Regions from separate parts of the Homo sapiens genome. Here all the other regions are linked to region 2. A link is an interaction called in ENCODE POLR2A ChIA-PET data of the cell type or tissue named here. Cell type or tissue: GM12878. All regions are shown on one strand.

The links. Peaks named below come from ENCODE experiments on the same cell type or tissue, not always from the same donor. Only the 100,000 strongest peaks of a DNase experiment are listed, where the experiment ranks them.
Region 1: POLR2A ChIA-PET joins it to region 2 with 5 read pairs; 2 of 35 experiments call an interaction of 5 or more read pairs at or near these places.
Region 3: POLR2A ChIA-PET joins it to region 2 with 9 read pairs; 1 of 35 experiments calls an interaction of 5 or more read pairs at or near these places.

Annotation. Positions count from the first base shown.
Region 1 is chr2:62,925,812-62,929,811 of GRCh38, forward strand. All of the region lies in intron 10 of EHBP1 (EH domain binding protein 1), which reads left to right. Among named protein-coding and RNA genes, the nearest start is that of EHBP1-AS1, 120 kb to the right of the region's middle. In GM12878, no CTCF peak of the experiment used is centred here; a DNase peak (open chromatin) is centred at 2,370.
Region 2 is chr2:62,097,766-62,101,765 of GRCh38, forward strand. The region is part of intron 2 of COMMD1 (copper metabolism domain containing 1); the gene reads left to right. Among named protein-coding and RNA genes, the nearest start is that of B3GNT2, 96 kb to the right of the region's middle. RefSeq lists an enhancer at 1,696-1,985. In GM12878, no CTCF peak of the experiment used is centred here; a DNase peak (open chromatin) is centred at 2,166; H3K4me3 peaks cover 1,400 bases; H3K27ac peaks cover 2,382 bases.
Region 3 is chr2:62,289,192-62,293,191 of GRCh38, forward strand. No RefSeq gene overlaps it. Among named protein-coding and RNA genes, the nearest start is that of MIR5192, 85 kb to the left of the region's middle. In GM12878, no CTCF peak of the experiment used is centred here; no DNase peak of the experiment used is centred here; H3K27ac peaks cover 1,060 bases.

The DNA of each region.
Region 1 (4,000 bases), 830 kb after region 2:
AAAATGACCATGTAGCCCAAAGCGATCTACAGATTAAATGCAATATCTATCAAAATACCAATTACATTCTTCACAGAAATAGAAAATAAAAAACAGAATTTATATGAACCCACAAAAGACCTCAAATAGCTAAAGCAATCATGAGCAAAAATAACCAAGCTGGACGTATAACACTACCAGACCTCAAAGTGTATGACAAAACTATTCTTACCAAAACAGCATGGTACTAGCATAAAAGCAGACACATAGACCAATGAAATAGAATAGAGAACCCAGAAATTAATTCACATATCCACAGTGAACTGATTTGTGACAAAGACACCAAGGACACTCATTGGGGAAAGATAGTCTCTTCAATTAATTGTGCTGGGAAAACTGGATATTCTGGAACTAGACTGCCACCTCTCAAAATGGATCAAAGACTTAAATGTAAGACCTGAAGCATTGAAACTACTAGTAGAAGACATAGTGGAAACACTTCAAGACCTCAAACGCATAGGCAGCAAAAGCATAAATAAACAAATGGGATTACATCAAACCAAAAAGCTTCTGCACAGCAAAGAAAACAGCAGAGTGAAAAGACAACCTACAGAATGGAAGAAAATATTTGCAAACTACTCATTCGATGGAGGATTAATACCCAGAATATAAAAGAAACTGAAACATCCCAATAGCCAAAAAACAATTGAACTCAAATATGGGCAAATGACCTGAACAGATATTTCTCAATAGAAGACATACAAATGACCAAAAAATATATTTTTTACATGTCCAACATTACTAATCATGAGGGAAATGCAAATCAAAATCACAAAGAGATATCTCTTTCCAGTTAAGATGGCTATTATCAAAAAGACAAAAACAACAACAACAAAAAAACAAATGCTGGAGAGGATGCAGAGAAAAGGAAACTCTTAGATACTGTTGGTGGGAATGCAAGCCACTATAGCCGCTATGGAGAACACTATGGAGGTCTCACAAAAAATAAATAGAACTACCATATGATCCAGCAGTCCTCCTACTACTGAGTATTTATCCACAGAGAAATAAATTATTATATTGGAGATATCTACACCCCCGTGTTTATTGCAGCACTGGTCATGTTAGCCAAGATATAGACTCAACCTATTTGTCCAAAAACAGATGAATGGTTAAAGAAAATGTGGTGTATATACGTCATGGAATACTATTTAGCTAGAAAAAAAAGAATGAAATCCTGCCATTCATGGCAATACAGATGGAATTGGATGATATTATGTTATCTGTAATAAGCCAGGAAAAGAAAGTTAAACACTGCATGTTCTCACTCAAATGTGGAAGCTAAAAGTAAAAGTTGATCTCATAGAAGTAAAATGTAGAACAGAGGATACTAGAGGCTGGGAAGGCAGGGGAGGTGGTGGGGAGAGGAGCATATGGAGAGATTTGTTAAAGGATACAAAATTACAGCTAGATAGGATTACTCAATTCTTGTGTTATATACCACTGTAGAATGGCTATAAGTAACAATAATATAGCTACTTAAAGCTATATATTATTAGGAGGATATTGAATGTTCCCAGCACAAAGAAATAATAAATGTTTGAGATGATGGATATGTGAAATACCCTGATCTGATTAGTATACATTATATGTATCAAAACATCACCATGTTCCCCTTGAAAATAAACAATTATTATTTGTCAATTAAAAAATAAAGTTACAAGAGACAAAGGACATTATATATTAAGAAAATTTTCAATACATCAAGAAGATATAACAGTTAAAAGTATTTGCACACCTAATAACTGACCATCAAAATATCTGAAGCAAAAATGGCCAGAATCGGAAGTAGACATACACATACTTGTACAATAATAGTTGGAAACTTCTATACCCCACTCACAATAATGGATAGAAGAATCAGGTAAAATTAGGAAAGTAGAGGACTTGGACAACACAGTATGTGAACTAGATCTAACAAACATACAAAAAACTGCGCAACAACAGAATGCACATTTTCCCAAATGCACATGGGACATTTCCTGGATATATGTTAAGCCACAAATTAAGTTACAATAAAATTTAAAAGAAGAAACCATGCAAAGTATCTTTTCTGATAACAACATATGAAGTTAGAAATCAATAACAGATGGAAAACTGAAAAAAAATCACAAATATGTGGATTTTAAACTACACACTTGTAAATAAACAATGGATCAAAGAAGAAATCACAAAAGACTTAGAGAAAAATGAAAATAAAAACACAGCATACCAAAACTTCTGGGACACAATGAAAGCAGTGTTTAGGGGGAAATTTTTAGCAATTAACACTCACATTCAAATACAAGAAAGGGAACACCCCTGTGGTTAGAGGTTGCTGGGGTAGTGTAGAGGGCTGAGAACAACCTCTGAACCTGAAAGTGTCATGCCTGTTAGATAGTACTCTGTTTTCTTACCTGTCTCCAGCCCTCATGCTTTATCTGTGCTAACCCGATGGCCTAGCTTTTCCTAGGGAGGCGTTGTCCTCTGCCCTAAGGTGACCAAAAACTTTATTCTGCTTGTAAGGCTGTGTGGTGGGAATCAAAAAGTAAGTACTCACCCTCCAAGTCCTTTCTGGTGGCCTCTAGAAAAGACTGGCCTTAATTTTATCAACACTACCTCCAAGTTTGACAATGGCTGCTTGTAGACTATAACAAAGAGGACAGCATTCATGGAACCACTTAGGAAAGAGCAAATTGTAATGGAAGATGCAGCTTAATGTCAAGAACATGTTGTATAGCTGATGGGATCTTATTAATATTATTTTCCAGTGGGAAAAAAATAAAAATAAACAAGAAAGATCCCAAATTCAGCTACCTAATGTTACAACTTAAGGAACTGGAAGAACAAACTAAACCCAAAGCTAGAAAAAGGAAGGAAATAATAAAGATTAGAGCAGAGATAAACAAAATGGAGACTAGAAAAACAATTGAGAAAATTAATGAACCCAGATGTTGATTCTTTGAAGAGATCAACAAAATTGACAAACTTCAGCTAGATAGACTAAGAACAAAAAAAAAAAAAAAAGAGAAAAGGCTCACTTTAGTAAAATTAGAAATTAAATAAAGTGGGGACATTACTACCTATTCCACAGAAACAAAAAGGATTATAAGAAAGTACTAAGTAATTCTACACCAACAAATTGGGTAACCTAGGTGAAATAGACAAATTCCTAGAAACAGAAGACCTACCAAAATGAAACCATGTGGAAATAGAAAATATGCATAGAGCTCTAATTCGTAAGAAGAATGAATCAGTAATCAAAAATCTCCCAAAAAAGAAAAGCTCTGAACCTAATGGCTTCACCAGTGAACTCTATCAAACACTTAAAGAAGAACCAACACTAATTCTTCTCAAACGTTTCCAAAACATTGGAGAGGGAATACTCCTTACCTCATTATTTGAGGCCAGCATTATCCTGATACCAAAGCCAGACAAACACTACAAGAAAACAAAACTGCAGACTAATATCCCTATGAACTTTGCAAAAAATCCTCAATGTCATACTAGCAAACTAAATTCAGCAACATATTAAAAGAATTACATACCACAACCAAGTGGGATTTATGCCTGGAGTGCAAGGATGATTAGACATATGTAATCAGTGTAATACACTACATTAGCAGAATGAAGGAGATAGTACATGTAATCATCTCAGTCAATCCAGAAAAAGCATTTGATAGAATTCTATACCCTTTCATGATTAAAAAAAAATTAAACATACTAGGAATTAAAAGAAATTACCTAAACATGATAAAAGTCATATATGAAAAACCCACAGAAAATATCATATTCAATAGTGAAAGACTTCTATGATCAAGAACAAGGCAAGGATGCCCTCTCTTGCCAGTTGTCTTCAACATAGTATTGAAAGTCCTAGCCATCACACTTAGGCAAGTAAAAGATGTAAAAGGTATTCAAATCAGAAAGGAAGGCATAAGATTATCTCTGTTTGCTGATGAGAAGATCCTGTATATAAAAA
Region 2 (4,000 bases):
TAATCTAGGTAGGGATGAGGACCGACAGTATAGCGCTGGTGTCGACAAAGGCTCTGGTATTTTCCCCATTTATGGCTATTTCTACTTCTCCTAAAGCATTAGTTAGAAGTAGGGGGGAAACCCTCTCTGTTCCCTCAGAGCATCCCTATTCTGGTTTTTGAGTTGTTCTGGTGCCTTCCTCTGGGGCCCTTTGCCCCCTTTGTGCAAGCACCCGTTTAAGTTTTTTGCATTCTTTTTTTAAAATATTCTTTCTTTTTGCAATAGTGGCAAATTGCTTCCTCTTGGGGTCGCTTAGATCTCTGGGGACCATGGGACCCTTGCAAACTCCCAACTTGGTTTCTAAGTTGTTTTAGTTGTAAACTCATAATTTTAGAGACTGTTTCCTTTCCTTTCTTTCTTTTTTTTTTTTTTTTTTGAGACAGAGTCTCTTGCCTAGGCTGGAGTGCAATGGCGCGATCTTGGCTCACTGCAACTTCTGCCTTCTGGGTTCAAGCAAGATTCTCCTGCCTCAGCCTCCCGAGTAGCTGGGATTACAGGCATGCGCCACCACACCCAGCTAATTTTTTATTTTTAGTAGAGACAGGGTTTCACCATATTGGCCTCCCAAAATGCTGGGATTACAGGTGTGAGCCACCGTGCCTGGCCTCCTTTTCTTTCTTAATGATTGTGACAGCTAGGTCAGCTAGGGTTGATGTCAGCTAGGGTTGACTAAGTGACTGGTGGGCAAGGAAGCCCAAGCCACATTATTCCTCTTTATTAGGGTTGCTAACTCCTTATCTAAACCTTGCATAAACCCAGAATTTAGTAAGATGTCACTTACTTTCCCCAAGGGTATTCCTGAAAACTGTTTGAATGTCTTTTCAAACCTGATATAAAAGTCAGGCACAATTTTGTTTGGGCGTATTTTACATTGTTTCACCTTTGCCCAATCTGTAACCGTGGAGAATATCTGTGGTACAGTTTCACAGAGGCGATTGCAGAGCTCTCCATTTCTGTCTTCCAGCTGCATCTATTTTGTCAAAATCTTCTAAAGGCTGTTTCCAATCTGCTACTCTAAATCATTCTTCAGCTTTGTTCTGGGGACCAGTAACTCAATCAGCTGACACATGTCAGAGAACCCTGGATCATAAGTCTTAAGTGTTAATTGGAATTCCTTAGCAAACTTAAAGGGATCTTCAGTCGGACTGGGGAATCCAGGTACCAGGGCCTTTAACTCTGATTTGGTCCAGGGGCTATACATTATGTTAGGATCCCCTCTGCCTGTAGGTTTTACCCTAAAAGGAGCAACTACTCTATTATTTTATCCAGCTATTTCTGGTCCCCCTGTGGCTTGAGGCAAGGGAGTAGGGGAGGGAGAAGGAAAAATGAAATTGTCTGGACAAGGAAGTTCAGAGAGAGCAGAGGGTCAGGAGGAGCAGAAGGGGAGACAGTTTCTGGAGCCTTCCTGATTTTAGAAGTGGCGAGACAGTTTCAAAATTTTTTTTAACTTCCTAAAGAGAGGCAAGCTTATCGTTTCCTCTTTTTGATGATTCTAGATGCCACCTAAGTACGATTCCCATTCATTTTCTTTGATTCGGGAGCCTCAGTTTTCTAATCTAGCACACAAGAAAACCAATTTAGGGACATCAAAAGTTCCCCATTTTGGAAACCTTAGACCTAGGTCATCTTTAGTAAGATCTTCCTATTTACATAAATACTCGCAAGTCAAGGCACCATAATTATTAAACATAAACCCAGCTGTGGTGCCCACTGGGGACCGCTCTCCTTGCCTTTCCTCTCTTTTGGAGGGTTTATTTGCTATCTCTCTCTTTTTTTTTTTTTTAAGAGCAATTGACCTGTGGCCTAAGGCTTTTGTGTGGTGGATCAATATGTGCTGCTTGTGGGCAGCACTTTACAGTGTTTCAACACTGAGTCGTTTCTACCCTCTTACGTGTCTCAGTTTCTCTCTTCAGAGGTCTGTCACCTCTGAGAGGGCTCAAAACACCAGGCGACCAGCCCTTATATGCGTTTCCTGGACAAGCCTTCTTAATATTTGTTGGGGAGTTTCCTGTAGGGCCGCTGCATGTTGCGGAGAGTCAACCTCCCAGACACTCCCACGAGGCCCCTGGTCACCCAGGGGCGCCTTCCAGCTGGGAGGAGCAAAATGCCCTTTCTCTTCAAAGCTGAGGAACTCACTCTCTCATTTGCTTATGAAAAATAATAGTTCAGTTCCTCACGCAAAGTGCACACAGACAAGCCAATTGAGATTAATTTTGAGAGAAAAGGCAATGGAGAATGACTGTTTTGAATACACCTCTGAAACCAAAATTAAGATTTTAACCAACTTCCTAGGAGAAAAGAGAGAGAGAGAAAAAAAAAACAGCTCAGAATAAATCAAGGACCATCAACCAAAATGGGAGGTCCAGGACTCAGGAGGACTTACCAGTTTCACCAGAGGAGAAGCTAGAACTTGGTGAGGTTTCACTGGGCCCCTGCTAGTACCTTAGCTAGGGTTTTAGGCAACTCCTTCAGGGTCCTGAGTCTTCTCTGTGGCCCCACGTGTTTGGGCACCAGATTATTGTTGAAGAGTCAAACACTGTAAAATATTTGAAGAGATTTATTCTGAGCCAAATATGAGTGACCGTGGCCCGTGGCACAGCCCTCGGGAGGTCCTGAGAACATGTGCCCAAGGTGATCAGGGCACAGCTTGGTTTTATACATTTTAGGGAGGTATGAGACTTCGATCAAATACATTTAAGAAATACATTGGTTTGGTTCAGAAAGGCAGGACAACTCAAAGGCAGGAGGCGGGGAAGGGGACAGTAGGGGCAGGGAGGTACTTCCAGGCTATAGGTAAATTTAAACATTTTCTGGTGACAATTGGTTGAGTTTATCTAAGGACCTAGGATCCACAGAAAGGAAATGTCCAGGTTAAGGTAAAAGATTGTGGAGACCAAGGTTCTTTTGAAGTCTTATAGTAGCTGCCCTCAGAGACAATAGATGAAAAATATTTCCTATTCGGATCTTTAAAAGGTACTAGACTTTAGCTAATCTCTTCAGGATTGGGAGGACCTGGAAGAAAAAGATCTAGCTATGTTAATAGAGATTCTTTACAGATGCAGGTTTTCACCCTACAAAGGATGGCTTTGCAGGGACATTTTCAAGATATGGCAGAGAAACATGTTTTGGGATTAAATATTTTGATTTTTTTGCCTGTCTTATAATGTTATGCCAGAGTCTGATTGGAAAGTAAGTCATGACATATAGGGTTAAATAAAACCCATCTGATGAGAATTTATGGTTTGTAGGACATGACTCCCCAGATCTCTTAGATAGGAATTTGGGCAAGATTTAAAAAAAAAAAAAATGAGAGCTTAGTCCTCAATGGCTTTTCTGGGCTTTTATTCACAACACCTCTGACACCAAAAGTATAGGTTTTTTCTCCCCTGCATGCCAACCAATTCTCTGATTCTCTGAATACCAACTGGATGTTCTACAATTAAATTCTGATACTACCCAGAGTTAGTGGAGACCCCACAGGTCTTAACCCCATTTTGGATGCCAGTCAAAAGTATTGAGTCCCTGCCAGGCATGGTGGCTCACACCTGTAATCCTAGCACTTTGGAAGGCCGAGATGGGAGGATCACTTCAGCCCAAAAGTCAAGACCAGCCTGGGCAACATAGCAAGACCCCATCTCTACAAAAAATTTAAAAAATTAGCTGGGCATAGTGGCAGACACCTGTAGTTCTAGCTATTCAGGAGGCTGAGACAGGAGAATCACTTGAGCTCAGAATGTCTAGGCTGCAGTGATCCCTGATTGCACCACTGCACTCCACCCTGGGTGACAGAACAAGACCCTGTCTCTCTCTCTCTCTATATATATATATATGGTCCCCAGGTTACCCACACTTATATCTAGCTACAAATTGGGTAGTCTCATGATCCCTACCCCCCAGTTCAATAATATGCTAGAATGGCTCATGAAGTAAAGTTCTTTACTTACCAAGGTATGGAGGAGGA
Region 3 (4,000 bases), 190 kb after region 2:
GGATAGGTTGCTAGAGGCCTGAGCTTACCAGCCCAAGAGCTGTGGCCATCCCAGGCCCACATAGCAAAGGGCACAAATATCTTAAGGCACACTTATGTCTAGGGAGACTGTCCAGGGGCCCTGGAACCCTCCCGAGAGAGGAGGAGGTACAGCTTTGAGAGATCTTCTATTGACTTCTCAATGGAAATGGAGACCTCACAGCACCACCATTTCACCACCAGCCCAGTGAGAGCCTAGAGCTCTGGGAGCCTGAGTCTGGGCTGTGGTGCAACGTGTGGTGCAAGGCTTCCACGTTTTCATCCTGCCTCCACCTAGAGCCTCTGCTGATCCCTTCCTGTCACATTCTTGACAACCCAAATAGCTCATTTCCCTTCCATGCTCACAGCTGGAGTAGGCAGGTGAGATCCCAAATGGGCCTCGGAGGCCTTTTCCAACTGAGTGGACACAGAGACATCATATATATCCACATGTAATATAGCAAATGGCAGATCATCTTGTGGGTCAAAATCTGCAAAAATCATTGGTTTTTCTTCTAACAGCTTTATTGACATATAATTTACAATTCACCCATCTAAAGTACACAATTCAGTGTTTTTTAGTACAGTCACAAAGGTTGCCTGTTCATCTTCATAATCAATTTTAGAACATTTTCATCACTTCAAAAAGAAACCCTGTACCCTTTAGTCACCCATCCCTCAACCACCCCCCAGCTATAGGCAACAACTCACCTACTTTTTGTCTCTATCGATTTGCCTATTTTGGACATTTCATACACATGGAATCATGCTATATGTGGCCTTTTGTGATTGGCTTCAAAATTACTTTTAACAGGGACATGGGATGACCTACATGTGAGTCCAAAAGATCATTGGCAGAAAGACAAGGTGGAGACAAATGGTTTAGGTTTACTTAATCTTGGAGTTCCAGTTGTCCCAGGGTGCTAATTCCCACCTCAGGAGGCTGTGGTGGGGAGTATGAAGGACCAGCGCAGACCTGGTTCCCAGATGCTCAGGGTGGAGGAGACTTGCTAGTGAAGAGAAGAGGCCTAGTATAATATTGTAAAATATATATTTGGGCCGGGCGTGGTGGCTCATGCCTGTAATCCCAGGACTTTGGGAGGCTGAGGCAGGTGGATCACTTGAGGCCAGGAGTTTGAGACCAGCCTGGCCAACATGGTGAACCCCCCCATCTCTACTAAAAATACAAAAATTAGCCAGGCATGGTGGTGGGTGCCTGTAGTCCCAGCTACTTGGGAGGCTGAGGCAGGAGAATCGCTTGAACCCGGGAGGCGGAGGTTGCAGTGAGCTGAGATTGTGCCACTGCACTCCAGCCTGGGTGACAGAGCAAGACTCCATCTAAAAAAAATTATATATATATACACACACACACACACACACACACACACACACACACACACATATATATATATATATATATATATAGAGAGAGAGAGAGAGAGAGAGAGAGAGTCTTATTCCGGTCTCCTAGCATACTCCTAAAATCCTTGGGAACTCCAAAGTCTTTTTGTTTGCTAATGAGTTGATCCATGGCTGGCAGCCCCTACCTAACTTCAGGATGTGAGCTGGTCACCAAAAAGACCAAGGCAGGATTAGAGGGATGGAACTTTCAGCTCTCCCTGCAATTCCTTATCTTATGCATCTCTTCATTTGGAGGAGAGGGGGCTAAAGTTTGGGTTAAGCACCAAAGGCCAATGGCTTAATCATGCCTGCCTCCATAATAACCCGAAAAGTTCTGGTTCAGAGAGCTTCTGGACAGCTGAGCATGAGGAGGTTCTGGGAGGGTGGCAAATACTGAGAGGGCACGGAAGCTCCAGACTCCATACCTCAACTTATGTATCTCTTCATTTCCTTTGTAATAAGCTTTATAAAAAAAAAAACGGTAAATGTGTTTCCTTGAGTTCTGTGAGCCACTCTAGCAAATTAATTGAACCCAAGGAGGGGGGCATGGGAACCTGGATCAATAGCCAGTTGGCAAGAAGCACAGACAAAATAATGAAACCACCTTTGCAAAGATGGTGATAATGAGAGAAATCTAACATGGCTGACTCCATCTTGCTTCTGGCCTCACAGGCTGGCTGTCTTCACTCATTCCTGGGCACAGGCTGAGCTAACCATGGGAGGAAGTTAGTTTATAGTTGAATTTGGAAGCAAAGATGATAACAGTCCCTTCCTAAAACATATCCCCTCCCTGTTTGGGGACTAAAACTGCCTTTGCAAGACTAATTAGGATTGTGGGAAAGGACTGAATTCTGCTAAAATATAGGCATAGTTTCTACAATTCTTTGCTGCTCAGGAGTCATGTGGCCAGAGGTCAGAAGGTTTGCAACTTCCTCAGTTGCTCCTATAGTAGAACCTAAGATTTGTCTTTTGAGATCTTTTTCAGACTTTTGTATTCTGGAAACCAACTGACCCCACTGAGACTTATAACTCATGACTTAACTAGTCCTGCGGTCCCTGACCCAGGAGCCGACTGAGGGCACGAGAACTGTTTTCCACGCCCCTATGATTGCATCCCCAAACAATCAGCAGCACCCATTCTCTAGTTCTCTGGCCACCAAACTATCCTTGACAAACCCTAGCCTCCAAGCCCTCAGGGAGACTGATTAGAGTGATAACACCAGTTGTTTCATGTGTCTGGCCTTGCATTAATTAAACTATTTCTTTACTGCAGTACCACGGTCTTAGTGAATTGGTTTTGTCTGTGCAGTGGGTGGGACGAACCTGTCAGGTGATTAAAATAATGGGGCTTGTGATTGACATTGGAAGTTGGGGGGCAGTCTTGTGAGGATGAACCCTCAACCTGTGGGATCTGACACTATCTCCAGGTAAATCGTGATTGAACAGCTGGCATCTGCTGTGGAATTGCTTGCTTGCCTGCTTATTGGTAGAGAGAAATCCCCACACATCTGATCACCCAGGTTTTCTGGGCTGATGGTTGTGGTGTGAGAGCAGAGGAAAAACAGTGTGTTTTTCATTCATCCCTAGTGAAAAGAAGACTAGCTCTGGAGCACTCTCAGATCAAAGCGATCTCGTTATGTATCAGTGGCATGCCCTGGCTTTCGAAAAGTTGAGGTTATGTAAGAGGTATTTTCCCTGCCTCTTATCCAGGAGGTTCTGTCTGAGTGCCAAAGTCAGCAAAGCAGTCCTCTAGGCTCTTCCCACTGAAGAGGTAGAGAAACTTTCTGTCACTTTGAAACTGAAAGTTGCCTAATCTGGGGTCCTTTAAGGACTGCTGTCTCCTCTATATTCCCAGATTTCTCCTGGCTGTTGTCCAGGGCTCTCCTCATTTCTCTGAAGGCCCTGAGCTGCCTGCCACCTGCCAGAGTCCCTGCTACCTGGCGATTACATTTGTCAAGGCAGAAGGCTTCTTGCCTCCTCCGTGTGAGCCCCACCACAGCAGCAGCCCCGTAAGAAGCTAGCTGGTCTGCATCCTAGCAGGACATCAGTGGTTTTGAAAAATATAGGCATTCATAGAAAAGATAGCAGGAAAGAAAACCAGACAGGGCTGTCTGGATCCACAGACCACCCAGATCATCCTCAGACCCACCAGATTCATTCTTGCCCCAGGGTTCCAGACCCATGGCAGGTGGCACAGCCTGGGACCTGGCCTCTCCCTCTAGGTTTCATGGGCACTATTCCCACCGCCATGACTTCGGGTGAGTCCCTCGGCCTTTCTTTTTCTTTCTTTTTTTTTTTTTTTGAGATAGAGTATTGCTCTGTCGCCCAGGCTGGAGTGTAGCGGCATGATCTCGGCTCACCACAATCTCCCCCTCCCGGGTTCAGCTCCCCGTGAGAAGTTCCAGCTCCCCGTGAGAAGTTCCACCATCAGGGACCCTCTCTTGTTTTGTTCAGACTCTGCTTTTCCGCAGCTGGTGTACTGGGGGAAGCCCACAACCCAGGGACGGCAGGTTGCTGAACTGACCCTCTGCCCTAGCCAGTGTCTGAGGTGGAGGCTCTTTCAATGGTCACTTTTTCTGGCT